2 separate regions of the Homo sapiens genome follow, and region 2 is linked to region 1. A link is a loop called in an ENCODE intact Hi-C map of the cell type or tissue named here. Cell type or tissue: CD14-positive monocyte. All regions are shown on one strand. Each heading gives the region's core, and the rest is flanking DNA. Links, peaks and the distances in the headings are about the cores only. Region 1 overlaps TADA2A (transcriptional adaptor 2A). Region 2 overlaps SYNRG (synergin gamma).

Region 1 (16,098 bases), core at 4,673-12,672:
GCCTAAGCACCCTGACACCACAGAGGAAGGAAGATTGCTGGGTCACTATAACCCCTACGATGCAAACTTCACAATTAAGACTTGTTCTGGCCTGAGAAATAATTACCTGAATTCGAAGCCATTGGAATGGAAGGACTCAGGCCGGAATCACTACAACGAAGAAGAGGAATTTAAACTTAGGTCATATCAAACAAGGTGATTTCCAAAAGCCCCGGTGAGACTGGGTGCCATTTATCAGGTAGGTCACCTTGAAGAAGTGTAATGAGATAGACTGAACTATGTTTTACAGATATCTCACTGTATTGAGCAGGAAAGAAAATCTGTTCTGAGGAAGAAAAATTCCTCAGATTTGTTAAGAAGAGCTTGTAATCTAGAACACCACTAACACCACTCAAGGGGAAGGGATACAAACATGATTCCCCAGTGAAAATCTAGGTATGAAGAGAGAGTTGAAGTCATGGGTAGAAGGCTGGGGGAAAATACACTCATTTTAAAAAATAGGATCAAAGTAGTAAAGTATGATTCTAGGAGGTCAGTTATTTCTCAAAACTGTCAGTATGGCACTGTTTCTGAGATGGACTGCTAAAATATTTCTGAATTCTTCCAGCTACTCAATTATTATTACTCTGCCATCTAGGGTGCCCAAAAATATATGTGAAGGCCAAGGCATCCCAGAAAGAATGCCTCCTTCACCCTGGAGTAATTACTCACATGTCAGCTTGCCGGCGGAGCCACTGCTGGCAAGCACTACTGTCCTGGATATACTGGAGAACTTCTGAGAGCATAGTGCGTTTAAGGCGCTCTTCCTCCCGTGTCTTCTTGAGGTGATCGTAGGTTCTGGCACCTGGGGGTATAGAAAACACAATGACCACAATGACAATGCAGCAGAACTGAAGGGCTTCCTAACTGACCAAGAAACCGGTTTTGGGTTTTGTTCTTAAAGTCTGTTTCCTTTGCAAAACTGCTTTCACAATTATTTCTCCAAGACCCAAGTAGATTTTCCCTAGTCTGAAATCCTTTTCTTAATACTAAGTATTAAATATTAAACATTTGTATTCCTTTTCTATCTGTAAGAAATAAGGGGAAAAAAACCAACAGAAAAGTACAAAGAAAGTAAGAATTGCTCATATTTCCACTCTCAAAAAGTAACCAACTTTTACTATAGTCATATTTGCTTCCTGTTTTTTCTATTTTTATAAATTTTTTCAAAGTCACACAAGTGCTATAAGCATATGCCTTTCCTTAAAAAACAATTAGAATTACAAAAAAAGAGTTCTCTTTGACATGTAGTACCTCTTCTCCATATTTCTTAGAGGCAGCCAATATCAGGAAACCAAAATTAGTTATCAGAGTCTCTATATGCATCTTGCTAAACAGAAGAGCTGCGTGGTGTTTTCTACATGTTAACAAAGGTTCACAGATTCCAAAATACTGCACCAGTGGGTTTCAAAATTCAAACTAGGTTCCACAGAGCCCCAGGATACCACAAGAGTATCTTAGAGGTTAATGTAAAGAGAAAGGGCACTGCCAGATACCGGCGGGTCCTGGGCTCTACACATAAATTGAACCATTAAAGTTCAACCAAAGTAATTCCACTTTTATCTTTTTTTGAGACGGAGTTTCGCTCTTGTTGCCCAGGCTTGAGTGCAATGGCGCGATCTCGGCTCACAGCAACCTCCACCTCCCAGGTTCAAGCCATTCTCCTGCCTCAGCCTCCGGAGTAGCTGGGATTACAGGCATGCGCCACCATGCCCAGCTAATTTTGTATTTTTAGTAGACACGGGGTTTCTCCATGTTGGTCAGGCTGGTCTTGAACTCTGGACCTCAAGTGATCCGCCCGCCTCGGCCTCCCAAAGTGCTGGGATTACAGGTGTGAGCCACCGTGCCCAGCCCACTTTTATCTTATTTGTAGATTGGGGCTCACACAAAATTTAATTTCAAAAATGGTTTCCACTGTTAAAGAGCCATTATACTAGGCTGAACTTACATCCATAAGGCTATGTTGCACCCACAGGGCTGTGTTAAGAAGCCAACTATTGCCGGGCGTGGTGGCTCACACCTGTAATCCCAGCGCTTTGGGAGGCTGAGGTGGGTGGATCACCTGAGGTCAGGAGTTCGAGATCAGCCTGACCAACATGGATAAACCCCATCTCTACTAAAAATACAAAAAAAAAAATTAGCCGGGTATGGTGGTGCATGACTGTAGTCCCAGCTACTCAGGAGGCTGAGGCAGGAGACTCGCTTGAACCTAGAAGGCAGAGGTTGTGGTGAACCAAGATGGCACCACTGAACTCCAGCCTGCGCAACAGAGCCAGACTCCGTCTCAAATAAAAAAAAAAAAGAAGCCAACTATTTCTTATAGATAGTAGGTGACAACTATCAATAATCACAAAAACTTCAAATAGGAAGAAGGAGGGAATGCTAAAGATCATTTCAACAATGACAGCAAAACAACAGAAACTGCCATTTATTGAGGAATTATTGTGTGCCAGATACTGTGCTATGCTTATATGCAGTATCTCTAATTAAATCTTTACACTAACTCTAAGAACCTTAGAAAATTAAAACTTGAATAGAGGCCAGGCACAGTTGCTCACACCTGTAATCCCAGCACTCTGAGAGGCCTAGGCGGGAGGACTGCTTGAGGCCAGGAGTTTGAGACCAGCCTGGGCAACATAGCAAGAGTCAGTCTCTAGGGAAAAAAAAAAAAGGAAAGAAAAATAAATTTGGATAGAATCACATCACAGAGCTGGCAAGCTGGAGAGCCAAAATTTATACTCAAGCTTTTTAAGTCTAGACCCAAGCTCTTAACTACTATAATACACTATCTCTTATGACCTGGTTCTAGTACTAACTAGCTCTGTAACCTCTTTATACCTTAATTTCTTCACTAAATGGAAGTAACGGTACTTTATAAGTTTGTCATGAGAATTCATTGACTTGATCCAAGTGAAATGGTTAGCATAGAGACTGGTACATGGTAAATATCTGATAGATGTTAGCTGCTAATAATATAATTATTGTCACTACCCCAAGTAACTGGGATGCAAGCACCTGGAGCCAGTTGAAGCTTCATTATTTTATAAAAATGCTAAGACCATGTATCATTAAATTTGAAAAGGGTGACACACCTAAAATATAAAATTCCTTTTTTTTTTTTTTGAAACAGAATCTCCCTCTGCCACCCAGGCTGGAGTACAGTGGCACCATCTTGGCTCACTACAACAACTGCTTCTCAGGTTCAAGCGATTCTTGTGCCTCAGCCTCCCGAGTAGTTGGGATTAAACGTGTGCACCACAACGCCTGGCTAGTTTTTTTATTTTTAGTAGAGGTAGGGTTTCACCATGTTGGTCAGGCTGGTCTCGAACTCCTGGACTGAAGTGACCCACCTGCCTTGGCCTCCCAAAGTGCTGGGATTACAGGTGTGAGCCACTGCACCCGGCCCAAGATTCCCTTTTTTTAAAGAGCCTCGGCAGAATCCTAAATCTAAAGCAGCACCTCTCTTTCCTTTGTCTCACAACTTTTGTAGTACCAAAGATAATCTATACAAAGGTATTTATAGGGATTAAATAGCCAAAACTTTACTGGAAAGGTTTAAAGCATTCTGGTAAAGGAAAGCTTGTTTTTTAAAAAAAAATTCACAACAATTCAGAGACTTCCTCTGTGTGTCTGGAAGATACTTGCCCTCAAGTACGGTATGTAGCTGAAGCATACTTACTACAAAAATTGGTAATGCCTGCTGTCCTGTATTCTTGGAGCCTCTTGATTTCCCTTCGGAGTTCAAATTCCACTGTTTTCCCCAAAAGGAATGAAGGAAAAAATTACAAAAACAAAAGCAACATTAGTGAGCACTTTTGCTATTGAGCATTTTCATTAATTCTGCCTTATAAGACTAGGGAAGTTCATTTGGAGAATCCTACTCGTTGGTAACTTCTCATTAGAAATTTTACCCAAGAGCTGAGGAAAACCTACTCCAGCTATCTTCCAGCTGCTGTCTCCAGATGCAGCAGCTGGAACTGTCTTCTAGAAAACTTAGTGAAATGGTTAAATTCATTTGTCTACAAAAGTAACAATTTTTTTTTTCTTTTTTTGAGACAGAGTCTCGCTCTGTCGCCCAGGCTGCAATGGCATGATCTCGGCTCACTGCAACCTCCACCTCCCGGGTTCAAGCAATTCCCCCTGCCTCAGCGTCCTGAGTAGCTGGGATTACAGGCATCTACCACCACACCCGGCTAATTTTTGTATTTTTAGTAGAGATGGGGTTCTGCCATGATGGCCAGGTTGGTCTCGAATTCCTGACCTCAGGTGATCCACCCGCCTCGGCCTTCCAAAGTAGCTGGCATTATAGGAATGAGCCACCGCACTGGGCAAAATATAATTTTTTTAACAACCAAGTTTCCCTGCTCTAACTATCTTCTATTAAAAGTTCTACAAATCATTCTAATTTGGCTGCTTTTGAAACAGAGAATGAAGGAAGAGCCTGGACAATCCATGGGGTGTAGTGTTTTGGAATGACACATAAACCAGGGGTGTGTCCCAAACTGGGACAGGAAGTAAAGGATCAGTCACCTGGTACAAACCACACAAAGAATGCTAACCAAACAAGGTGTTTGGTGAGGACAACCAACCTGGCTCAGATAAATGTCTGCAATGCTATGTAAGAAATATTTTCACGGTGAGAATAAGGGCCTTAGTAGACTACCTTCCCAGAACTAAACTTAGAAGCCACATACACAAATGTCATGATGAAAGGTACAGAACAAGCCAGAGTCCATATTATTTTAACAATCTAGGCCTTACTGCCATACCAACATATTTTGTTTTGAAACAGGGTCTCACTCTGTCGCTCAGGCTGGAGTGCAGTGGTGTGATCTCAGCTCACCGCAACCTCGGCTACCCGGGTTCAAGCAATCCTCCCACCTCAGCCTCCAAAGTAGCTGAGACTACAGGTGTGCACTACCATGCCTGGCTAACTTTTGTATTTTTGTAGAGATGGAGTTTTACTATGTTGCCCAGATTGGTCTCGAACTCCTCGACTCAAGCAATCCTCTTGCCTTGGCCTCCCAAAGTGCTGGGATTACAGGTGTGAGCCACCACGCCCGGCCTCATAACAACTTTTAATTTTTTATAGTGAAAAATCAAATGGTAACTATGTAGAGCTCTCACAGAAATACCACAGAAAGGCAAGAGATCGATGGAAGTACTATCTCCACAAGCTATCCATCTCTGTCCTCATTTTTAAAACTACTTTTAATACTAAAATATTTATGAACAAAATAAAATGATGTCTGGGATTTGCTTCAGAATAATCCAGTTGAGGGCAGGAGGGAAGAGTGAGTGGTAAAGATGAAACCAGACTGGCCATGTGTTGAAAACTGCTGAAGCTGGATGATGGATACACGGGAGTTCATCATATTATTATCTCTACTTCTATATATATTTGAAAGTTCCCATGATACAAAGTAGGGAGAAAAACTACTAAATTATTGTTTATCTGGGGCAATGGGGGAAGTCATTAGGGCTTTTTAACCTCTCTTCTGCCACCCCCATAGTCCCAAATTTGTCTCATGGTAATAAAGGGGAACAAAGAGAGAAATATCCATTTATTTATTTATAGAACTTCACATAAAACACACCATTATCTCTCCTATTTATATAAATATACACACACAAATACTGCTCAAGGCTCAAAAACCACCTACATGCATGGCTTTCAATGAATTTGTCATGTTCCACTGGCCCCACAATTCTTGCAAATCGCCTCATTGTTTCATACAGGTCCTGGACCTCCTTGGGATACCGCCGTTCCATTACTACAGAGAAAATAAAACATAAATGTGTCATGGGAAATGTAAGGATCCCTGAGTTTTCAGCATTTTTTTTTTTTTACAATTAGTAAAATGGAAGAACATTATTCATAACCTCATATGACTAACTTATCCATGACAGGAAGCAAACAGGAAAGCCAAGAATGCAAAACACTAATCATAATGACAGCACCATAGCAACTATCCCACAGGGATGTTGTTAACACTGGAGATCATCTCCACCACTGAGCACTACTCATCTCCCACATCTACTGTCTTTTTTTTTTTTGAGATGGAGTCTCGCTCTGTCTCCCAGGCTGGAGTGCGTTGGGGTGATCTCGGCGCACTGCAACCTCCATCTCCTGGATTCAAGCAATTCTCCTACCTCAACCTCCCAAAGTAGCTGGGATTACAGGCGCCCGCCACTACACCCAGCTAATTTTTGAATTTTTAGTAGAGACGGAATTTCACCACATTGGCCAGGCTGGTCTTGAACTCTTGACCTCAGGTGATCCACCCGCCTCGGCCTCCCAAAGTGCTGGGATTACATGCATGAGCCACCGCGCCCAGCCACCTCACTGTCTTTTTTTTTTTTTTTGAGATGGAGTCTTGCTCTGTGGCCCAGGCTGGAGTGCAGTGGTGTGATCTCAGCTCACTGTAACCTCTGCCTCCCCAGGTTCAAGCAATTTTCCTGTCTCAGCCTCCCAAGTAGCTGGGATTACAGGCACACCGCCATGCTCGACTAATTTTTTGTATTTTAGTAGAGACGAGGTTTCACCATGTTGGCCAGGCTGGTCTTGAACTACTGAGCTCAGGCAATCTGCTCGCCTCGGCCTCCCAAAGTGCTAGGATTACAGGTGTGAGCCACCGCGCCCGGCCACCTCACTGTCTTTTAAACTACACAGGGGCAGGAACTGCTGGCAGTAATGGACGAGACAATTAAAGGCAGATCTTACATTCTTAGGAAGAATTATGGCCAAAATTTATGGTATTAACTCCCACAGGAAAACAAAGAAGCTACAGACAAAATAATCCATCCAGAAGATTTCCCATTAGCTGAGAAAAAGTGTGATTTCTTGCATGTCCCACCTACACATCCTCAAGCAAGGTAAGTATTTTTTTCATCCTTCATATGGGTCATTTTGCCTTTCTCCAAACTAAATTAACTACTACAACTTAATTTACTGCTAATGAAGTTTTATTTGACAACTGTCATGCAAATATCATGCAGAGACACCAGAGCAGCAACTCTGGGGATCACTACTGACCAAACAACTAATCCAAAGATGTATCTGCAAAGAAGATGGAGAGTAAAACTGACTAACAATAACTGGTAGATTGGAGCAGTCAGTAACTCTCGAACTGCTACTTGGGTCGTTTCAATCAGTAATTAGGTTAGTTCTATCTACTCTTGGACTAACGATACAGACTTTCATTTATGACAGCTATTTTTTTTTTTCCTAGCTTACCTTTTTATTTTTTTTGAGACGGAGTCTCGCTGTGTCGCCCAGGCTGGAGAGCAGTAGCACGATCTTGGCTCACTGCGACCTCCGCCTCCCGGGTTCAAGCGATTCTCCTGCCTCAGCCTCCTGAGTAGTTGGGACTACAGGCGCCTGCCACCACACCTGGCTAATTTTTTTTATTTTTTAGTAGAGATGGAGCTACTTGGGAGGCTGAGGTGGGAGAATCACCTGAGCCTGGGAGGCGGAGACTGCAGTGAGCTGAGCCACTGCACTCCAGCCTGGACAACTGGAGTGAGGCCCTGTCTCAAAAAATAAATAAATAATAAAGGACCTAAAATGTAACATACTTATGATGATGGCTATATTTTTAAAAAATATAGATTTTCTGTTGCCCAGGCTGGAGTGCAGTGACATGATTATAGCTCACTGCAGCCTTGAACTCCTGGGCTCAAGTGATCCGCTGCCTCAGCCTCCCAAGTAGCTGGGATTATAGGTGCAAGCCACCATGCCTGGCTAGATATTTATTTACACTAAAAAGACACTTAACCTTGTTGACTGAACCCTACGATGCTATATATTATTAAATAAATACCCCTACAAGAATCTATCAACTGGGATGTTTTACAATAACCATTAGGTTATTGTACAAACCTAACCATTAGGTTATTCTTTACAAAAAAAGAATATTATGACACACAACTATTACAAATATTTTAATACAAACATTGTGATTGTTATTATGACATCATCCTTCTTAGTTGTGGAAGCCTCTATGTTGTGGAAGAAGAAAAAGTACAGGGACTTTTTCTGCCCTGCTTAGGTATCTCTGATATTTAAAATAATAAAGGCCAGGCACGATAGCTCGAGCCTGTAATAAGGAGGCTGAGGTGGGAGGATCACTTGCACCCAGGAGTTCAAGGCTGCAGCAAGATACCATCACACCACTGCACTCCATCCTGGGCAACAGTGCAAGAACCTGTCTCTTAAAAAACAAACAACAACAAAAAACCACAGTAAGGTCAAAGGTGGCATTTATTTTAAAAATCACTATATGTATTTTTATCACCGTCATATAATATTAAATATCATTTATTTTGTCTGTCTATAACCATCCAAAATAAAGATCACTTTCTGTTATTTATCTAAAATATTTTTACAACCTGAAGATTAAGGTTATGTTATGCTTAACACATAGTTGCAAAACATGACTCTATCCAGAAAATTATTCATTAATATTCACACTGTAATTACTATACAAATTTTTAAAAAAGAATTTTAATACAAGTTTTATTGACTACAAATTAATACATTTATTTATTTGCTTATTTATTTATTTATTTTTGAGACTAAGTCTTGCTCTATCGCCCAGGCTGGAGTGCACTGGCGTGATCTCGGCTCACTGCAACCTTTACCTCCTGGGTTCAAGTGATTCTCCTGCCTCAGCCTCCTGAGTAGCTGGGATTGCAGGTGCATGCCGCCACGCCTGGCTAATTTTTTTTTTGTATTTTTAGTAGAGATGGGGTTTCACCATGTTAGCCAGGATGGTCTTGATCTCCTGACCTCGTGATCTGCCCACCTCAGCCTCCCAAAGTGCTGGGATTACAGGCAAGAGCCACCGCGCCTGGCCCCAAATTAATACTTTAAACTCTCACTATGGATCAGAATTGCCCTGAAGACTTTTTAAAAATGCAGGTGCTGTGCCTCCAACCCCAGAGATTCTTACTTCATTAGTCTGGAGTGATAGCCAGGCTAATATGCAACTTGGATTAAGAACTACAATACGTGATTTATTTAAAATTATTCAATAATATTGGAAAAAAATTGTAAAATAAAGAAAACTGCTAATACTTACATTGAAACTTTCTAAGGTTGATTAATCCATGGTCTCTTATAATTCTAGAATGAAAAGCCACAATAATTTGTGCATTAGAATTATTTTCACATTTACTAATGCTTTACACATATAGCTATCATCAGACATAAACATGCTGAGGTGGAATACAATACAGAGGTCCAAAGAAGTCACTCCCACAAATTTCTGCAGGTCAGTGAATCACTAACCCAATTTTAGACTCTCAGGCATCACGGGTTTTTCCTCTTGTTGGGCATAGTAGACTCTCCATGACTATTTGCTGAACGAATGAATCAATCAATAACCACTCACAAATGCTGAAAAACACATGTCTGTCACTTAAGATGAAACCGAAAGGAATCTCTGTCCATGTCATAAAGTTAATCTATTCAGCTTGTGGAAATAATTGAGAACAGCCATTTTAGAGAAATCTGCTAAAGGGCACCATGATCACATATTCAACATTTTCAACTGTGCATTCACACAACACTGGCGGTACTAGAAATAAATATTGTGCATGTTTAATGAAAGGGCATTATAAAACAAAAGATTTGATAGCAACATCAGCAACTGAGTTCTACAGTACTCTCTAGCTCGAATTGTGTTTTAAGCAAAAGAGAATTTAAACCAGGCAAAGTTATGTGTCTTGAATCTGATTTATACCAGAGGTATTCATAACTAGCAATGAAGCTTCTCATAGGAGCAACTGGGTATGCTTCTTCAGCATTTCATGGAAGCTAACTCCAGACATGCAGAGAGTAAGTTTTACTTTAGATCAGGAGTTCCCAACCCCTGGGCCATGGACCAGTTAGGAACCAGGCTGCACAGCAGGTGAGCAGCTTTACCGTCTGAACTCTGCCTCCTGTCAGAGGAGCGGCAGCATTAGATTCTCACAGGAGCGCGATCCCTATTGTGAACTGCTCACGTGGAGGATCTAGGATGTGTGCTCCTTATGAGAATCTAACCAATACCTGATGATCTGAGGTGGAACAGTTTCATCCCAAAACCATTCCTGCCCCCAGCCATCCATGGAAAAACAGTCTTCCATGAAACCACTCCCTGATGCCAAAAAGGTTGAGGACTGCTGCTTTAGATCACATCTTAGTTCCTCCAGAGTGAATCTCAAGTCCCTTTTTTTTCTTTTGCTTTTTTTTTTAAGAGATGGGGTTTTCCTAGGTTGCCCAGACTGGCCTTGAACTCCTAGGCTCAAGTCATCCTCTCACCTTAGCCTCCCAAGTAGCTAGGACCAGAGGTTCATGCTACCACACCTGGCTTCTCTCCTTTTTATTGCTGAGATATCACTGTGTCTACAGTTAGTAACATCACAGTAAATACATGCCTACACATACATACACACACATGCACACTTATACCCTCTGCATACTCTTCTCTGAAACCAACAGAGGTCTGAGATCCATAATTTCTAAGTCTGAATGTATACTTTTTGATATGTTGCAAAGAGAGGAAGAACCAGTATGCCTGAAACTTGTTCAGAATTTCTTTGAAATCCTTTTAGATGAAAGACTTCTCATTAAAAAATGAACAGTTAGAAAGAGAACATTAAAAAAGCACAATAGGGCTGGGGGCAGTGGCTCATGCCTGTAATCCCAGCACTTTGGGAGGCTGAGGTGGGCGGATCACCTGAGGCCTGGAGTTTGAGACCAGCCTGGCCAACATGGGGAAACTGTGTCTCTACTAAAAATAAAAAATTAGCTGGGCATGATGGCACGTGCCTGTAGTCCCAGCTTCTTGGGAGGCTGAGGCACGATAATTGCTTGAACTCAGGAGGCAGACGCTGCAGTGAGCTGAGATCGCGCCATTACACTCCAGCCTGGGTGACGGAGCAAGACCATCTCAAAAGTAATAATAATAAAATAAAAAATAAAAATAAAATAAAAAAGCCTAACAGTCCGAGTGCAGTGGCTCACACCTGTAATTCCAGCACTCTGGGAGGCCAAGGCAGTAGGATGCCTTGAGTCTAGGAGTTCAGGACCAGCCCAGGCAACATTGTGAGACCCTGTCTCAAAAAAAAAAAAAAAGGTTTTTTTTCTTTTTTGAGACGGAGTCTCACCCTGTCGCCCAGGCTGGAGTGCAGTGGTGTGATCTTGGCTCACTGCAACCTCCGTCTCCCAGGTTCAAGCAATTCTCCTGCCTCAGCCTCCCGAGTAGCTTGGACTACAGGCATGCACCACCACCCCCAGCTAATTTTTGTATTTTTAGTAGAGACAGGGTTTCACCATGTTGGTCAGGCTGGTCTTGAACTCCTGACCTCAGGTGATCCACCAGCCTCGGCCTCCCAAAGTGCTGGGATTACAGGTGTGAGCCACCGCGCCCAGTCTAAAAAAAGAAAAAGGTTTTAAAATTAGCCAAGTGTGGTGGTGCGCACCTGTAGTCCTAACTACTTGGGAGGCTGAGGTGGGAGGATTGTTTGAGCCCAGGAGTTGGAGACTGCAGTGAGCCATGATAGTGACACTGCACTCCAGCCTGGGTGACAGAGTAAGTGTGAGACTCTGTCTCTTATTTAACAAAAAAAAAAAAAGGTTGAACACGGTGGCTCACGCCTGTAATCCCAGCACTTTGGGAGGCAGAGGGGGATGGATCACTTAAGGTGGGGAGTTCAAGACCAGCCTGGACAACATGGCAAAACTCCATCTCTATTAAAAATGCAAAAATTAGCCAGGCGTGGTGGTGCACACCTATAGTCCCAGCCACTTGGGAGGCTGAGGCTGGAGAATCACATGAACCCAGGAGGCAGAACTTGCAGTGAGCTGAGATCACGCCACTGCACTCCATCCTGGGTGACAGAACGAGACTCCATCTCAAAAAAAAAAAGACAAAAGCAAAGAATGATTCACAAATATTAAAAAAAAAAAAGTGTAACAATACTGTCTTGATGCCTTTATTTTATCTTGTTCTTTTACTTCAAATAGCTTAAAACAGTGTACCCATATTATTCATTGTTCATCATAACGTCAATAAAGGATAAGGGCAGAGGATATAAAAATAACACAGGAATTACTATCCTCAATTGAGAGAAGGAAAAATTGAGGTCTAAGGAGGGTAAGAGTCTTCTCCAAGGTCAAAAGATGAGTCACAAGTGGAGCATTCTCTCATGGACTATATGTGGTCAATCACTCAAAGCTGAGGCCAGGCACAGTGGCTCATGCCTGCAATCCTAACACTTTGGGAGCTGAGGAGGGAGGATCACTTAAGTCCAGGAGTTTGAGACCAGCCTGGCCAACACAGCAAAACCCCGTATCTACAAAAAATACAAAAAATTAGCCAGGCATGGTGGCGCACTGCTGTAGTCCCACATGCTCAGGAGGCTGAGGTGGGAGAATCAATTGAGCCTGAGAGGTTGAGGCTGCAGTGAGCCATTATTGTGCTGCTGCTCTCCAGCCTGGGCAACAGAGTGAGACCTTGCCTCTCTCACAGACACAGACACAGACACACACACACACACACACACACACACACACACACAAAACAATAATCCAAAGCTGAAAGGAGGCCAGGATGGTTTTTTATACTTACTTTTTTCGTCTTTGTCTCTCCTTTAACCTGGAATGATAGATATCTACCACAGCCATCTTCAGAGCTACAAATAAATTCATACATATACTATATATACATATCATATATATATTATATAAATAAATAAAACCAAGACAAAAATAAATCTTTTACCCAAACTTTGAACCTCATATTGCTAATTACTCCACACTCACTAGTCTAGAAAACATAAAAATATTCCAGCATAAAGAATTTGTCTATCAATAAGTAAAGTTATTTTTCCGCTATTTATATATCTTATGGCATTACTCAGATTATAAATTCTGCTTTCTGCAGTCAGAAAAATGAATAAGATCATGTCCTTTGCCAGGACATGAATGGAGCTAGAGGCCATTATCCTTAGCAAACTAACACAGGAACAGAAAACCAAATACCACATGTTCTCACTTATAAGCGGGAGCTAAATGATGAGAACACACGGACACATAGAGGGGAACAACACACACTAGGGCCTATCAGAGGGTGGAGGGTGGGAGGAGGGAGAGGATCAGGAAAAATAACTAATGGGTACCAGGCTTAATACCTGGATGATGCAATAATCGGTATAACAAACCCTATGATACAAGTTTACCTATGCAATATACCTGCATATGTACCCCTGAATTTAAAATAAAAGTTAAAAAAAATTCTCCTTTCTATTAAACACCTTTTTTGGACATTGTTATGTAACTATTACTATATATAGTGAATATCTGATCTTTGGTAATACATGGGCTAGAAATTGCATCAGAGTACTCATAAGAATGAATATTGGGCTGGGCGTGGTGGTTCACACCTGTAATTCCAGCACTTTGGGAGGCTGAGACAGGCAAATCACCTGAGGTCAGGAGTTCAAGACCAGCCTGGCCAACACGGTGAAACCCCATCTCTATAAAAATACAAAAATTAGCTGGGCATGATAGCAGTTACCTGTAATCCCAGCTACTCGGGAGGCTGAGGTGGGAGAATCGTTCAAAGCCAGGAGGTGAGGTTGCAGTGAGCCGAGATCATGCCACTACACTCCAGCCTGGGGCAACAGAGCGAGACTCGTCTCAAAAAAAAAAAAAAAAAAAAAAAAGAATTAATGTTGGTTGGGCACAGTGGCTCACACCTGTAATCCCAGCACTTTGTAAGACTGAAATGGATGGATCACTTGAGGTCAGGAGTTCAAGATCAGCCTGGCCAATATGGTGAAACCATGTCTTTACTAAAAATACAAATATTGGCTGGGCGTGGTGGCAAGTGCCTGTAGTCCCAGCTACTCGGGAGGCTGAGGCAGGACAGTTGCTTGAACCTGGGAAGCAGAGGTTGCAGTGAGCCGAGATGGCACCACTACATTCCAGCCAGGGCATTGCTGCAAGACTCCGTCTCAAAAAAAAAAAAAAAAAAAAAAGAATAATGATTGTGGTCATAACTGCACAGGAGTAACAGACAATGTCAAGGCAAGACTAATGTGAATAAAGGTACAGTGTAGACATTTTCCCAGAGTAGGAGTTTTCAGTTGGGGAGCAGCAACTGTTTAGAGTGTAGAGTTTTGCATTCTGTAGTGAAAAGTTCCATCAAGTATCCTAACCAGTGTAAAAGCCCTGCTTGGTTTCCTGGGACCCAATCCTTTCCTGGCTTTAGTCTCATGTTAAAGACACAGGGAAGAAGGAGGAAAGAGGCTGTAAATAGTAAAAGTTTTATCAGTGTAATAGTTCTGGTTCTTTCTTTCCCTAGCCACTCTTTCCATCTTCAGAGTTCCAAAGATTCTGTTCTAATTCCTTTTTACCCCTCACCTTAGTCCTATAAATTCCTCTACTTCTATGGGTCCAAGTACCATCAAAATGCATAATTTCAAACTCGATATCTATTTTAAGCTCCAGTTCCTACTGCATATAATTTACTCACATGCCCTTCAGTTGCAAACTTATATTCTACCCCTTTCCTATCCTCTAAAACTCCTATATTGGATAACTGCATCAGAGTAAAGATAGCTATCCAAGACAGAACTCAATCTGGATTCTTCCTCCTTCTCCTCCATAGTCGATGAGTCTTAGCCACACTGCACTTAACGCTTACATCTCTCAAATTCATCCCTTCATCCCTAATCCTATTCCCTAGCTCAGGCATCTTGTCTCTCCTGTCATCTTCATGCTATCTTGTAGGAGAGGCATCATTACTCACTTATCGACTCCATTCTTGCCTTACTGTAACTCACCTCTTCCAAATGGTACTTGAAAAATATTTTAAAGCACAATGTAATGGTGTAATTCCCTTGCTTATAATTCTTCAGTGGCTTCCCATCCACGTACAGTTCAAACTCTTGCATGTTACACAAGACTATTTATTGTCTTGATTACGCCTACCTTTCGACTCATTTCTTTTTTTGAGATGGAGTCTCGCTCTGTTGCCCAGGCTGGAGTGCAGGGGCGCTTGGCTCACTGCAACCTCTGCCTCCCGGGTTCAAGGGATTCTCCTGCCTCAGTCTCCCAAGTAGCTGGGATTACAGGTGTGCGCCACCATGCCTGGCTAATTTTTGTATTTTTAGTAGAGACAGGGTTTCGCCATATTGGCCAGGCTGGTCTTAAACTCCTAACCTCAAGTAATCCACCCACTTTGGCCTCTCGAAGTGCTGGAATTACAGGCGTGAACTACTGCACCCGGCCCCATTCTTGTTTCCTATCACTCCCGCATATGCCCTATACACCATGCATACAAAACAAATGGCCCAAGATCACACAGCTGTTAAGTACACAGCAGGGATCCAAAAATAAGCAGTCTGGTTCCAGAGTATTAAGTAGGAAAAACACTGAAATTGTCTAAATGTTTACTTTCTCTGTGTTTATGCTATATTCTAAATCTGCCTTAATTGAAAATGAAATGTGTATTTTAAAAAACCTCGTAAGCGGCCAGGCGCAGTGGCTCATGCCTCTGATCCCAGCACTTTGGGAGGCCGAGGCAGGTGGGTCACAAGGTCAGGAGCTCAAGACCATCCTGGCTAACATGGTGAAACCCCATCTCTACTAAAAATATAAAAAATTAGCCTGGCATGGTGGCGGGCGCCTGTAGTCCCAGCTACTCAGGAGGCTGAGGCAGCAGAATGGCCTGAACCCGGGAGGCAGAGCTTGCAGTGAACCGAGATCACGCCACTGCACTCCAGCCTGGGCGACAGAGTGAGACTCCGTCTCAAAAAAACAAACAAACAAACAAACAAACAAACAAAAAAACAAACTTCAGAAGCAAAAAACTCCCACAGGTTTTTTTTTTTTTTTTAATAACCAGAAGACCTCTAGGGTTAAGAAATGAATGCCAGATAGTAACAACGCTAGAAGAAAATATGAGTAATGCAAAACTTGGCACTATGCTACATTAAACCTTTCTTCTCACTTATGGATCCTGAAAGCACCTTGAGATTGAATGATTGCAATAGAATCTGAAATTT
Region 2 (16,098 bases), core at 3,611-11,610, 120 kb before region 1:
TATATGCAAAAGCTTGTTTCCTCCTCTTGCAAATTAGATGAGAAATAAATTCATATACATAATTTAGGTAAATCATTCTTTAGACTCATGTCAAATATTTTGGAATTAATATAGTGAGGAAACAGGATTGTCGTAAGAAAACTAGATATTTAGCAATGAAATTTACACTTCTGGAAGTGCAACATGATATTGCTGAAACTGTTAGAAATCTGAATATAAAACACAGTGTATAATCCCGGGAGCTGGTTCTTTATTAGATCATTTTTCCTTCAGGAAACGATTTGAACAGCAGCAAAAACTCTTAGAAGAAGAAAGAAAAAGACGCCAGTTTGAAGAGCAGAAGCAAAAGCTCAGACTTTTGAGCAGTGTGAAACCCAAGGTAGTATTTCAATACTTCTCTTCACCCAGAACATACACACCCTGAATGTGCCTCTTCCCACTCATTGAGTGGATTTCGTCACTGGGGCACCAGCCCAAGCTGAGGCTGTGATTGATTCTTCTCATTTTGGTTTACCTAATTACTAATGTGAAGGGTTTTTCATTTTCTGTAAAGATACACTGCTGTCAATGAGAATAGGCTATCAGCCATTATCTTTTCAGCTCTTTTTTAGTATCATGGCAATGTTTATAATCTTTTTCTTGGGAAGCAGTAATCCTGAATTCAGTGATATTTCATATTTCTCTTAGAGCCTTCACAGGACACTTAATATCAAACAGGTCTATCCTAAAGTATTTATACATTGGCCTTGTAATGTTTTTATTTTCTGTGGAGTGTCATTGTTTAATCATTTACCAATGTCTTGCTGACTTGGATAATTCATTATCAGAAGTATGTGGTAAAAATATTGGAAATAGATGAATATCTGTGCTTTTCTTAATTTGGGAGGGTTTAGGATACAGTGAGGGATAAGTAAAGAAATACGCATATATTTGTTGTCTCTTAGACAGGAGAGAAGAGTAGAGATGATGCTTTGGAAGCCATAAAAGGAAATTTAGATGGGTTTTCCAGAGATGCAAAAATGCACCCTACTCCAGCATCGCACCCCAAGAAACCAGGTAGTTTTAAGAGGCATTATATTTTTCTTTTCTGGGAAGGTGATTTATGTAGTCCCTGTTTCTTTACCTCGCCATTATATGTGTGTGTGAAAAGTCAATGTAGAACTCTTCCTTCAAGCTAAGTACAGATTTGGATGTTCTCAAATATACAGTGGCTTAAGAGCTCTGGTCTGGATAACAACTGTCTTGGGAGGAAAAAACCTCTTTGTCTTCTAATTAAATATCAGTATGACAATTTCACCTGTAAGTTTTCTGTATATAAATATGTTAACATTAGTAAAATCTATTCACTCAGAGCAAATGTAATAAAGGAGTTTACCATTTAATTCTCATTGTTTTATAGTAATTTTTATGAACTAGCTCTGATTTCATTACTTAATGTGATTAAACTTACAAATTCTTAAAATGCCTCATTTAAGAAAATCATGAGTATAATAATGCTCTTCTTGAAATGTTAGTTTCCCTAATGCATTTCTTTGTAATTTTTATCATCATTTATTGTCAGGTAAGCAAAAAGAAACGTCCCTGTTTTAGAGCAGGGTAAAGGGATTGGAGGTTGGGGTTTGGTTGTTCTTTTGAACATTTAGCAGTTGAAATGAGTCTTGTATTTGCATAATTGTTACCACATTATTTTTAAAAATTCAACATTTCAAGCCAGGTGCCATGGCTCATGCCTGTAATCCCAGCACTTTGGGAGGCCGAGGCAGGTGGGATCACTTGAGGTCAGGAGTTCAAGACCAGCCTGGCCAACATGGTGAAAACCTGTCTCTACTAAAAATACAAAAATAAGCTGGGCATGGTTGTGCATGCCTGTATTCCCAGCTACTCGGGAAGCTGAGGCAGGAGAATCACTTGAACCTGGGAGGCGGAGGTTACAGTGAGCCGAGATCATGCCACTGCCCGCTCCAGCTTAGGCATCAGAGCAAGACTCCATCTCAAAAAACAACAAAAAACAAATTCAACGTTTTGACATTTTATCAGCTGATTCCAAGAAAACATACCTAATAGGTGAACAGTTTTCATAAATCATTTAGCCAGCCAAGAAAGTACTATCTTCTGCTGGAAAATGTTGCATTGATAAATTTTATCTTGAACCCTTGTATTATAGTACCTTTCATGGGTGATATCAAGAGGGAATAATCACTGGCATAGTAACCAGTTCTTGATTTTTCCGGGACAACTTTGACTCTGTTCTGTTAATTTCACTTAAGATTCCCATTCCAAAAGTATGCCCCAAAATAAAATATACAAGATTGAAAAGAAAACAGATATTAGCAATCAGGCTGAGATTAGAAAGGAAAAACATATCTAAAAATGAAAATTATAAGGTGAATAAGCTAGTCAAGAAGTAATTTAGGAATATATATTAGAAGTTAATACTAAAACTAGACCTAGGCTGGAGGTTAGGAAAAGTAGAGAAAGGCAGTCAGGAGTTCAAGACCAGCGTGGCCAACATGGTGAAACCCCATCTCTACTAAAAATACAAAAAATTAGCCAGGCATGGTGGCACGTCCCTATAATCTCAGTCACTTGGTAGGCTGAGGCAAGAGAATAGCTTGAACCTGGGAGATAGAGGCTGCAGTGAGTCGAGACTGCGCCACTGCACTCCAGCCTGGACGACAGAGTGAGACTCCATCTCAAAAAAAAAAAACCAAAAACCTAGTCCTAAAGTATTTATAAAAAGAGTTTCCAGCCATTCTACCACCAAAGGCACCTTTTAAATTTCTCTTTATAGATTGTTTATCTTAAAATACTGAATATACAAACTATATTGATCATATAACTTTTTTTTTGAGACAGGGTCTCATTCTATTGCCCTAGTGCGGTGACATGATCACAGTTCACTGCAGCCATGACCCCCCAGGCTCAGACAATCCTACCACTTCAACCTCGTGAGTAACCGGGACTACAGATGCGCACCACCACGCCTAGCTAATTTTTGTATTTTTTGTAGAGACGGGATTTCACCATGTTGCCCTGGCTAGTCTCAAACTCCTGGGCTCAAGCAGTCCACCTGCTTTAGCCTTCCAAAGTGCTAGGATTACAGGTGTGAGCAACTGTGCCTGGCCCATCATTTAACTTTTATACTTCTTTTTAATCATATACCTAGCTGCTAGAGTTGGTATGGGCCAAAATATATTCCATGTAGAAGTCACACATTCCAGCCAAATGCAAAGAAACATTGGTTTGGTCTTTACAGTATATCCCAAGGAAATAGGGTCCATTTAAAAAATATTTTAAGTAGCTGGGAACCCAAATTGAGAACCTAAATCCAGCCTTGGTAATTGTTGGGAGACTTGGAATACAATGTGGGAGGGCTTTTTCTTTTTTAAACAAACTTGATTAAGGCAATAATTTTGCATATTTTGCATCTTTCTTAGAACTTTCAGTGCATCCAGGTTTTATTGCATTGATCCTAAAGAGAGGAAAGAAGTATGCAGGGTCTCCATTTTTCAGACAAGAGCCATTTCTTAAAAAAAAGACTACTCCTGAGCTTCAAGTCAGTGACAAAAAAAAAGACTGCTTATTGTGACAATAGACTTTAGTCATATTAAAGCAATTCAAAGTAATTTAAAATGTGGGGAGGCCAGGTGCGGTTGCTCAAGCCTATAATCCCAGCACTTTGGGAGGCCGAGGTGGGTGGATCACCTGAGGTCGGGAGTTCAAGACCAGCCTGACCAACATGGCAAAACCCTGTCTCTACTAAAAATAAAAATTAGCCAGGTGTGGTGGCGCATGCCTGTAATCCCAGCCATTCAGGAGGCTGAGGCAGGAGAATCTCTTGAACCCAGGAGGCAGAGGTTGCTGTGAGCGGAGATCATGCCATTGTACTCCAGCCTGGGCGACAGAGCCAGACTCTGTCTCAAAAAAAAAAAAAAAAAGAAAAAAAATGTGGGGCCAGGAGTGGTGGTGCACACCTGTATTCCCAGCTACTCAGGAGGCTGAGGCAGAAGAATTGCTTGAACCTGGGAGGCAGAGGTTGCAGTGAGCTGAGATTGTGCCACTGCACTCCAGCCTGGGCGACAGAGCTAGACTCCATCTCCAAAAAACAAAAACAAAAACAAAACAAGGTAAGGCGTGGTGGCTCACGCCTATAATCCCAACACTTTGGGAGACCAAGGCAGGCAGATCACCTGAAGTCAGGAGTTCGAGACCAGCCTGGCCAACATGGTGAAACCCCATCTCTACTAAAAATACAAAAATTAGCCGGGCGTGGTGATGGGCACCTGTAGTCCCAGCTACTTGCGAGGCTGAGGCACGAGAATCACTTGAACCTGGGAGGCAGAGGTTGCGGTGAGCTGAGATTGTGCCACTGTTCTCTAGCCTGGATGACAGAGGGAGACCCAGTATCATAATAATAATAATAATAATAGTAATAATAATAATAAATGTGAAGAAGCAACAATAAAATAGTATTGTTAATGAGCTTCATGTTAAATGTAGCCCCAGTAGAGCAGGTTTATTACATAAGTGAATTTTACATTTAACAATAAAAAGCCACAGTGACATTTATATCCTTTAGTGCCAAAGATCTTTTAAAGGTAGTTGTAGTCTTCAGGCAGGGTTTACTTTCTTAAATTGACTATAGTTGTTTGATTCAGCTCTTCATGATATCCTAATATTGATGCTTTTCACAAGAAAATATCACCTTAATAATGTGTTTAATGTTCTTGTCTTGGCCAGGCATGGTGGCTCATGCCTGTAATCCCAGTGCTTTGGGAGGCCAAGGTGGGTGGATCACCTGAGGTTAGGAGTTCAAGACCAGCCTGGCCGATATGGAGAAACCCCCGTCTCTACTAAAAATACAAAAATTGGGCTGGGCGTGGGGACTCACACCTGTAATCCCAGCACTTTGGGAGGCCAAGGCAGGTAGATCATGAGGTCAGGAGTTCAAGACCAGCCTGGCCAAAATGGTGAAACCCCGTCTCTACTAAAAATACAAAAGTTAGCTGGGTGTGGTGGCACGCACCTGTAGCCCCAGCTACTTGGGAGTTTGAGGCAGAAGAATCACTTGAACCCAGGAGGTGGAGGTTGCAGTGAGCCGAGATCGCGCCACTGCACTCAAGTCTGGGCGACAGAGCAACAGTCTGGGCGACAGAGCAAGACTCCGTCTCTCTCTCTCTCTCTCTCTCTCTCACACACACACACACACACACACACACACACACGAAATACAAAGATTAACTGGGCATGGCGGTGCATACCTGTAGTCCCAGCTACTTGAGAGGCTGAGGCAGAAAAATCTCTTGAACCGGGGGAACAAAGCAGAGGTTTCAGTGAGCTGAGCTCATGCCATTGCACTCTAGCCTGGGCATCACAGCAAGATTCCATCTCAAAAAAAAAAAAAAAAGTTCTTTTGTAATTTTTATTTCTCATATGGTAACTTTACTGAAATATGATCTATGCAAGTGTGTGGATCGGGCATGATATTTCAAAAATTACAGCTTTGTATTGTGCATTATTTCTTACTGAATTTCTTAATAAATAATGAAATTTAGTCATCATGGTATATATCTGTCCAAAATGTATTCAGCACTATATTGGTAGGTTTTCTTATATCTGATGTATATTGGTTTGAGATAATATTATCTAGATAAACAGATCATTTCAACTGCAAAAATAATCATCACTTTGATGTAAATCATTAATGGTCTCAGGGGAAAAATTATTAATCTAATAAAAGAAAGACAGTCAAGGCCAGGAGCTCGAGACCAGCTTGGGCAACATAGTGAGACACCATCTCTATGAAAAAAAAAAAGAAAGGAAGAATTAGCTGGGTATGCTGGCATGTGCCTATATTCCTAGCTACTCAGGAGGCTGAGGCTGAAGGATTGCTTGATCCCACGAGTTTCAGGCTGCTATGATCATGAGCTATGAGCATGCCACAGCACTGTAGCCTAGGTGACAGAGCAAGATCCTGTCTCTAAAATAAATGAATAGATACATGTATTTTTAGTTTTACCTTTTTTGAACCAAATACAAAATAGCTATTAAAACTCCCCTTTAAAAAGACATAAAATTGTGTATAAATAGACATCAAAGTGTTTTACATGCATCATGCAATTCCATTTGACTATTGTTACTTGTTATTTCTTGTTCACCTCCACTATTTATGTTTCAATATATTCTTTTGGAATTGTACTACATCTTAATTCCTTTTTCTCTGTTGGTTTCCATTTTTGTGTGTTTCATTGCCATTTTCCATTTTGCAGATTGCCCCACATCATCTCATTCTACTAAAACTGTCTCCCCATCACCTGCCTTTCTTGATGAAGAAGAATTCAGTGACTTTATGCAGGGGCCTGTTGAAGTTCCCCCATGTGGGCCTTCTTCCACGTCCCAGCCCTTTCAGTCTTTCCACCCCTCCACCCCACTTGGCCAGTTGCATACACAGAAGGCTGGGACACAGCCTCTCCCTCCAAGTCAGAGTCCAGTGCCTTTTGCCTTACATGGCGTCCCTGGGCAAATTCCTTACTTCTCTACTGCTTCAGCCTCACACAGTGTACCAGAAGCAGGTAACTCTTAGCATTATTAATGAAAATATTCTTAAGATATCCTGGGATAACTTATTTCTGTTATATAAGTAGAATAATCCAGTGATGTTGGCAAATAAACATGCACATAAATGTATGACTGCTGTTGAAATTCAACAAAACAAGTGTCTAGATTTTTAAGTTCTGGGGTCTTGACATTCCAGAAAGGTGATTTAAAACTTTTGCTCCTCAACTAGGAGCACTTTAAACTGCCTTATAACTTTAAAAGAAATCTTCTGATTTTTCCAGAAGATTGTTGTTTGGGAGATTCACCGATATCATTTTCTTAAGAATAAGGAGCTAGGAAAGGCTTCTTTAGAAAGTACTCTTTCAGCTTCAGTGACAGGGCACTTGGGGGCAGAAGCCCAGGTTGTCCATTTACTGTCAATTTGTCCTTGGTGTGCCTTAGATTTTGTCATCTATAAAATGAATAGAGACAGCTACACATCCTGGCTTGAGACAGGGTGCTGGGAGGGATCTTGGCAGACATGTACTTAGTCCAGACTGTCTCATTTGATGGACATGGAAACAGACCAAGAGATGATGATGATGTTACTGGCCAGAGGCCTCCCTAGGAGTTAGTGGAAGTGTTATCTTATGTAGGTTGTCAGATTTCAAAGGTAGTGCTCCTTCCACTACACTCTTCCACCTACTGTCTCATAGAATTCTTTAGAATCACAGTAGATAATTATGTTTACATTCTCTAAAATCTCTGAAGTCTCTCAAGTCCTATACAAATGTGCAGTGATTGAATTATTTCAACGTTTACTTTTTTTTTTTTTTGAGACAGAGTCTTGCACTGTCATCCAGGCTGGAGTGCAGTGGCGTGATTTCAGCTCACTGCAACCTCCGCCTCCTGGGTTCAAGTGATTCTCCTGCCTCAGCCTCCCAAGTAGCTGAAATTACAGGTGCCCGCCACCACGCCTGGCTAATTTTTTGTATTTTTAGTAGAGATGGGGTTTCATTATGTGGGTCAGGCTGGTCTTGAACTCCTGACCTCATGGTCTGCCTGCCTTGGCCTCCCAAAGTGCTGGGATTACAGGCTTGAGCCATGGTGCCTGGCCACAATGTTTACATTATACGTGGCAGGGCCTCCCTTTAGAATATGGGGGTGAGCTGGGCACCGTGGCTCACTTCTGTAATCCCAGCACTTTGGGAGGCTGAGGTGGGTAGATCACCTCAGGTCAGGAGTTCGAGACCAGCCTGTCTAACATGGCGAAACCCCGTCTCTACTAAAAATACAAAAAATTAGCCAGGCTTGGTGGCGGGCGCCTATAATCTCAGCTACTAAGGAGGCTGAGGCAGGAGAATTGCTTGAACCTGGGAGGCAGAGGTTGCAGTGAGCTGAGATCATGCCAGTACACTACAGCCTGGGTGACAGAGTGAGATTCCATCTCAAAAAAAAAAAAAAAAAAAAAGAATATGGGGGTGGAGATGGATGGTTAAAAAGATTAGACATATACAGTTATATACAAATAATCCTTCATGCTCTTTGTTTAGGCCCTTCCTTGGAGGAGAAGTTCCTAGTATCTTGTGATATAAGTACATCTGGGCAGGAACAAATTAAATTAAATACTTCTGAAGTTGGCCACAAAGCCCTAGGCCCAGGTTCCAGTAAGAAGTATCCCAGTTTAATGGCCAGTAACGGGGTTGCTGTAGATGGATGTGTAAGTGGTACCACCACTGCAGAGGCAGAAAATACTTCAGATCAAAACCTGTCAATTGAAGAGAGTGGTGAGCTCGTGAAGCATTCAGCAAAAAACTTGTTTAACCAAATGTTGCTCAAATGCTAACACCTTAAGCATTAATCTTCAAATGAATGCTGCTTGATTTTGCTAATCGAAATTTTGCTTGAAATATATTTAATGCATTCCTTTCTCCAATTAACCCCTAAGATTTTGCTCTGAATTCTTTCAACACACTGTTACTCCTTTTTAAAAATGATTTTGATAACTGGTTTTCTTAATTGGAATCATTTCTGATTTAAAATTTTCTTTCCTTTTATTTTATAAAAACTCTCTTTTTTCCCCCCTTATACTTTCTGTTCTTCCATAAAGGTTGAAAAGTTAAAATGTAACTGGAAAAGTCACCAATGAGAATATAGTTTTGGTTTCTCTAAAATAAATCATATGCACCACTGCCTAAAAGATCTAAATTGTATAAATTCAACCCTCAGAAATGAATTAGAATGTGGGCAGCCAAGGAGGCAAACTTTTGGGAGGATATTTTATTGGACAGAAAGCCCCCAAAAGTCCTATATATTTAAGACAGCAGTATCATATGTAGGTTAAAAAACAATGAAACTTTGCAAAGAAGCATTAGTAAAAACTGCAAGTAAAGCTTGGACAATTAAATATTTTTAGATACATAATTTTAAACTATCATCTATCATGTTTTTTTCCTTAATTTGTAATACATGTTAAATGGTGCAAGGCTTATATGATTTAGAGTATTGATTTGATACATTTTAGTTTTTGTATAATTTACTCTTTAGAACATAGTTAACGTACAAGAGTTGCTTAAAAACCAAATATTTTATTCTGAATCGGAGGCAGGGGGGACCAAGTATTTTAATTGTATTGGTGACTTTTTTTAGTGTCTCCAGCCAGTGCTCTTTGTAAAAAACCATGACTCAGTGTGATTTCGCCATCTTCTCCATGGACCACTATATACATTAATGTTTCTTACCTTCTAGGTGTGGGAGTATTTCCCTCACAGGATCCTGCTCAGCCCAGAATGCCTCCTTGGATTTACAATGAGAGTTTGGTTCCAGGTAAAAAAGCTTCTTTACCCAGGATTCCCATCTGGATATTTTGGTTTAAATATTGTAAATGTAGTTGTAAATATTTACTGTTGCACTTACAAAAAATGCAGGAGGAGTTGTCACTTTTCTTTTTTTCTGAAAGAGTACAGAAATTAAATAAATGTCGTGTTTCATAAGACTGCCTCATATATGGAATAACTATATAAATAGAGGAGAATAGTTTTGTTTTAATGTTTTATCAACCATCATACTTTTATTTCTAAAAGCTCTCTTAGATTTATTATGCTTTAATGGACATTATCAAATATTTACTTCAGCAATTAATAACATCAAGAATTTTACCAAAATATTTAATGTAATTTTCTGAATTCTTAGTTTATATTTTTAAAAATATTCTTTCTATGACTTGTCATGTAATACTATATGAAATAAAAGACCATGTGGGATCTTTTTTTTCACATTGGAAGATGTGAAGGATAGTGTTTACTCTTTTTTTTTTTTTTTTTTTTGAGACAAGGTCTTACTGTCACCCAGGCTGGAGTTCAGTGGCAGGATCTTGGCTCACTGCAGCCTTGACCTCCCCAGGCTCAGGCAATCCTCCCACCTCAGCCTCTCAAGTAGCTGGGACTACAGGCGCATGCCACTACACCCAGCTAATTTTTGTATTTTTTTGTAGAGACGGGGTCTCGTCATGTTGCTCAGGCTGGTCTCAAACTCCTGGGCTCAAGTGATCTGCCTGCCTTGGTCTCCCAAAGTGCTGGGATTACAGGTGTGAGCCACTGCACCTGACCTACTTTTTCTTTACATGTATTTTTACTGCTGAGCCAAGAAGAAAAAAAAAAGAAAAGAAAATCCTTAAAGTGCATTTTCTTCTTTAAACAAAAAAAAATTTATTTTTAATTTTTGTGGCTACATAATTGTATATTTTTATGGAGTACATGAGATACTTTGATACAGACATACAATGTGTAATAATCACATCAGGGTAGATAAGGTATCCATTACCTCAAGCATGTATTACTTCTTTGTGTTATGAACATTCCAATTATACTCTGTAAGTTATTTTAAGTGTACAATAAATTATTGTTGACTGTAGCTACCTTGTAGTGCTATCAAATACTAGATCTTATTCCTCCTATCCAACTATATTTTTATGCCCACTAACCATCCCCATTATTCCCCCCCACCACTACCCTTCTCAGCCTCTGGAAACCATCATTCTATTCTCTGTCTCCATGAGTTCAGTTGTTTTAATTTTTAGCTTCCACAAATGAATGAGAATATATGAAATTTGTCTTTCTATGCCTGGCTTATTTCACTTAATATAGTGTCCTCCAGTTCCAACCATGTTGTTGGAAATGACAGGATCTCAATTTTTTTTATGGCTGAATTGTGCTCCATTGTGTATATGTACCACATTTTCTTTATCCATTCGTCTGTCAATGGACACTTAGGTTGCTTTTGAATCTTGGCTTATAAATTAGTACAGCCACTATGGAGAAACCTTTATACTGTTCTCCATAGTGGCTGTACTAATTTACATTCCTACCAACAGTGTACTTGGGTTCCCTTTTCTCCACATCCTCACCAGCATTCGTTATTGCCTGTCTTTTGGATAAAAGCCATTTTAAGTGGGGTGAGATGATATCTCATTGTAGTTTTGATTGACATTGCTCTGATGATCAGTGATGTTGAGCCTCTTTTCATAAACTTGTTTGCTGTTTGCATGTCTTCTTTTGAGAAATGCCTGTTCAGTTGTCTTGCCCATTTTAAAATCAGATTATTAGCTTTTTTTGTATTGAGTTGTTTGAGCTTCTTATATATTTTGGTTATTAATCCCTTGTGAGATGGATAGTTTGCAGATATTTTCTCCCGTTCTGTGGGTTGTCCATTTTGTTGATTGTTTCCTTTGCAGTGCAAAAGCTTTTTAACTTGATGTGATCCCATTTGTCCATTTTTGCTTTGATTGCCTTTACTTTTGGGTTATTACTCAAGACATCTTTGCCCAGACGAATGTCCTGGAGAGTTTCCCCAAGTTTTCTTTTAGTAGTTTCATAGTTTCTGGTCTTAGATTTAAATCTTTAATTCATTTCCATTTGATTTTTTTATTTGGTGTGGGATGGGGTCTAGTTTTATTCTTCTGCATATGGAGATCCAGTTTTTCCAGCACCGTTTATCGAAGAGACCCTCCCCAATGTATGTTCTTGGCACCTTTCTGAAAAATGAGTTCACTGTGGATGTGTGGATTTATTTCTGGGTTCTCTATTCTGTTCCATTGGTCTCTGTGTCTGTTTTTGTGTTATTACTATGCTGTTTTGGTTACTATAGCTTTGTAGTATAATTTGAAGTCAGGTAATATACAGTAATGTACTGTAATTCCTCCAGTTTTGTTCTTTTTGCTCAGAATGGCTTTGGCTATTCTGGGTCCTTTGTGGTACCATATAAATTTTAGGATTATGTTTTCTGTTTCTGTGAAGAATGTAATTGGTATTGATAGGGATTGCATTGAATCTGTACTACCCATTGCTTTGGGTACTATGGACATTTTAACAACATTGATTATTCCAAAACATGAACATGGAATATTTCTCTATTTTTTTATGTCCCCTTCAATTTATTGCATTAATGTTTTATAGTTTTCATTCAAATGCATTTTCTGATACTACTCATAATGACAAAAGGCTGTTACCAAAATAGTATGTACAATTCAACTGTACTTTAAAATAATGGCTTTTCTTCCAAATGCCTGTTAGACAGTTTGCATCTTTTCTTCTCTGTCCTCAAGCCAAACGAATGAAATCTAGATCTTGGTATATTTTGGAGTTTTATCCATTTTCTGCCAGTTTGTATTACTTTACTTTCGCCCTCTTCCTTAGAAGACTAGAAAACATACATGCATGTATACTTTCTAGTCAAAATATGGTTTTTTTTGTTTGTTTGTTTGTTTTTGAGACGGAACCAGTCTGTCACCCAGGCTGGAGTGCAGTGGCGCAATCTCGGCTCACTGCAACCTCTGCCTCCTGGGTTCAAGCAGTTCTCCTGCCTCAGCCTCCTGAGTAGCTGGGGCTACAGGCGTGCACCACCACGCCTGGCTAATTTTTTTTATTTTTAGTAGAGACAGGATTTCACCGTATTGGCTAGGCTGGTCTCGAACTCCTGACCTTGTGACCCGCCCACCTCAGCATCCCAAAGCACTGGGATTACAGGCATGAGCCACCACATCTGGCCAAAAATATGTGTTCTTATGGAGAGCCCACTAACCTGTAATCCATACTTATAATCCCAGATGTAAAATTTTTGTTTTAAACAGTTTCTCTGTCCCCCTTAGCCCTACTAAGTTTCATTTCCCTAACTAAGCTTGCTACATTTAGTAAATAACCATACAGGATGCCCAGTTAAATTTGAATTTCAGGTAAACAGCAAATAATTTTTTAGTATAAGTATGTCCCATGCAATATTGGCATTCTTTATTTTAGCCCTGTATCTAACAACATTTCCCACTTGGTCCTTTGGAAAACCCATGTTATTGTCAAAAACTCACCAACTGTACCCCCCTTTTTAAGACACTTGTTCTGCTTCCTCACCTTAACAGAAACTGGGTCTTTCCTTAAAGGCTGTATTTCCGTAGCACCTTCTCCAATGGTGTTTTCTCTCACAGCCTCTAATTTACTGGAGAAGAGTGATGTTGGTATAATTCTTACTTCCCATTGCTCTTTTCAAACTGTTCCCACCATCATTACTCTACAGCTTCTCTTGTAAAGTCCAAAGCATGCTGTCTTGTTACAATCTTCTACTGAATTATAAGACTTTGTCTTACCTCTAGCCCTAAATTTTATCTTTAGTACCAAACTTCAGACTCTTAATTGTCTGCTGGACATTTCCACTTGAATATCTCAAATTTTTTTTTCTTTTTTTTTTTGAAACGGAGTCTCACTGTTGCCCAGGCTGAAGTGCAGAGTGCAGAGTCGTGATCTTAGCTCACTGCAACCTTTGTCTCGGGGTTCAAGTGATTCTCCTGCCTCAGCCTCCTGAGTAGCTGGGCTTACAGGCACATGCCACCACGTGTGGCTAACTTTTGTATTTTTAGTAGAGATGGGGTTTCACTATGTTGGCCAGGCTGGTCTTGAACTCCTGACCTCAGATGATCTGCTGGCCTTGGCCTCCCAAGTGCTGAGATTACAGACGTGAGCCACCACGCCCAGCTGCACTTGAATATGTTTAAAGCAATTTAAACCCTGACATGGCTTCGGTTCTATTAAAGCAGTTTTGTTGAAGATTATTCTTGTATACCAACAATGGCATCCCAAAAAATAAATCACTTGGAATGTGTTTCCATTTGTAATCTGGTCTTTCCTTTAATAGATGCCTATAAGAAAATCTTAGAAACCACAATGACTCCAACTGGAATAGATACTGCCAAACTGTATCCCATTCTGATGTCATCTGGGCTTCCCAGGGAAACTCTTGGACAGATATGGGCCTTAGCTAATCGAACTACACCTGGCAAACTTACAAAAGAAGAACTTTATACCGTTCTAGCCATGATAGCGGTAACACAGGTAAACAATGTTTCTTAAGTTAGATCAAATAACTTTATTAATATAAATTGCAAGGATATGAAATCTTTTTTACTACATTGTGTAACTCCTTGTACATTAAAATTTAGATCATTTTCAGGATATAGTACTTCAAAAATGTAGAGTTTATAAGATGTGCATAATAGCAAGTTATTCCTTTGTTTAAAGACTTTTTGTTTTGGTTTGTTTTTGAGACTGAGTCTCATTCTGTTGCCCAGGCTGGAGTGCAGTGGCGAGATCTCAGCTCACTGCAGCTTCCGCCTCCCGGGTTCAAGTGATTCTCGTGCCTCAGCCTCCCAAGTAGCTGGGATTACAGGCACCCACCACCATGCCCGGCTACTTTTTGTATTTTTAGTAGAGATGGGGTTTTACCATGTTGGCCAGGCTAGTCTCGAACTCCTGACCTCAAGTGATCCACCTGTCTCGGCCTCCCAAAGTGCTGGGATTACAGGCATGAGCCACCACGCCTGGCCTAAAGACTTTTAATATTAACATTCTCTGAACTTGAAAGTTAGTCAGTAATAGGTGAAATTACTCTGTGTTTTGAAATTCTTCTCTAAAATTTCATAGATACAGATAAAGTATTCTCAGTCTGGTATAAATTTTTCTTTTATTGCAAAGTCATTTTAAATGATTTGATCATATAGAATTAACCAAACTTGTCAGAAAGTGAAAATGTCAGAACTGATATGTGTTGGCCATTTCTTTCTTAAGTATTAGGTTTGCATTGACCTTGTAACTTTTTTTCTTAAATCAAATTCATGAGTTTTGAGAGTTGGAGTGGAAACATGCAAAGGCTACAGATTTTTTTACCTTTCGGTCTCTGCCAGATTTCGACCGTATGTGGTTTACAATCCTCTAATCCATTTTCTTTCTATCATTTGTAGAGGGGCGTTCCTGCAATGAGTCCTGATGCTTTAAACCAGTTCCCAGCAGCTCCTATTCCAACTTTAAGTGGCTTTTCTATGACTCTGCCTACACCGGTGAGTCAGCCAACTGTGATACCTTCAGGTCCTGCGGGCTCCATGCCCCTCAGCCTTGGACAGCCAGTCATGGGCATTAACCTTGTTGGACCAGTGGGTGGAGCTGCAGCCCAGGCTTCTAGTGGTTTCATACCAACCTACCCTGCAAATCAGGTAAATGGCGAAGCTGTGCATATTTCAGATAATCACTGAAAGTGAATCTGGGCACCATTTTTTCCGGGGATACATAGAGTAGGTTACTGGATTATGGTGAGCACATTTAAATTCTTAGGTTGTATCTTTCAGAAAAACTGCTAAACCTGAAATTAAAATACTTTAGTTTTTCACTTCTCAGATTAGCAAAAATGTTTTAAATATATAATATTTAATGTCATTGAAAAAGTAGGGTAAAAGTGACTAATACACTCTAGGCTTATTGGTACAGCCTTGTTGAAAGGCAGACTTGGCAATAGCAATCAAAATTCTACATGTTGAGCTGGGCATGATAGTGTGTACCTGTAGTCCCAGCTACCCTGGAGGCTGAGGCAGGAGGATCACTTGATCCCAGGAGTTCAAGTCTGCAGTGAGCTATGATTACGATCACACCATTGCACTCCTGCTTGGCAACAGAAGGAGACTGAGTTTAAAAAAAAAAAAAAAAAAAAAAGCCTCAGCATGTCTATATCTTCTATCCTAGTAGTCACATTATTAGAAATCTATCCCAAGAATAGTAACTCGAATTAGCAAAGATATACAAGAATTTTTGTTGTAACATTGTTTGTTAGAGTAAAAAGTAGAAATAGCTAAATATCCAACAGGAGGAGAAAGGTTAAATAAATTTCAATTCCTTCACACAGTGGTAATCATTAAACTGAATGAGATAGATCTACATGTACTGCATGGAAATGTGTCTTTGTTATATAGTTAAAGTATAGAGCAATATAGTGTAATCTCATTTGTCTTTAAAACAAATGAGCTGTTAACAGTACTTCTGGAGTGTGGGATTAGGAGTCAGTGTCCACTCTTTGTACATGTATGTGATTGGTTATGATGAGCTTGTGTCACTTAATTTGCAAACATGCATGATATAGCTGTATGTCTTTTTTTTTTTTTTTGTAGCATTTTGACCTTTCCTTTTTAGTTTTTTTTTTTTTTTGAGACAGAGTCTTGCTGTGTTGCCCAGGCTGGAGTGCAGTGGCACGGTC

Evidence for each region. Peaks named below come from ENCODE experiments on the same cell type or tissue, not always from the same donor. Only the 100,000 strongest peaks of a DNase experiment are listed, where the experiment ranks them.
Region 2: a loop joins it to region 1, with 5 times the contacts of the local background. A loop is called at or near these places in 2 of 110 quality-filtered maps.

What each region holds. Positions count from the first base shown.
Region 1 is chr17:37,455,146-37,471,243 of GRCh38, reverse strand. TADA2A (transcriptional adaptor 2A) reads right to left here. Exons shown (of 16, transcript NM_001166105.3): 9 at 12,657-12,720; 10 at 9,123-9,166; 11 at 5,703-5,813; 12 at 3,719-3,790; 13 at 712-844; 14 at 107-150. Among named protein-coding and RNA genes, the nearest start is that of DUSP14, 27 kb to the left of the region's middle. RefSeq lists a silencer at 12,152-12,352 and an enhancer at 15,254-15,755. In CD14-positive monocyte, for the core only: no CTCF peak of the experiment used is centred there; no DNase peak of the experiment used is centred there; H3K27ac peaks cover 437 bases.
Region 2 is chr17:37,569,606-37,585,703 of GRCh38, reverse strand. It overlaps SYNRG (synergin gamma), which reads left to right. Exons shown (of 22, transcript NM_007247.6): 5 at 274-379; 6 at 945-1,056; 7 at 8,091-8,324; 8 at 9,286-9,363; 9 at 13,717-13,913; 10 at 14,819-15,067. Among named protein-coding and RNA genes, the nearest start is that of SYNRG, 32 kb to the left of the region's middle. In CD14-positive monocyte, for the core only: no CTCF peak of the experiment used is centred there; no DNase peak of the experiment used is centred there.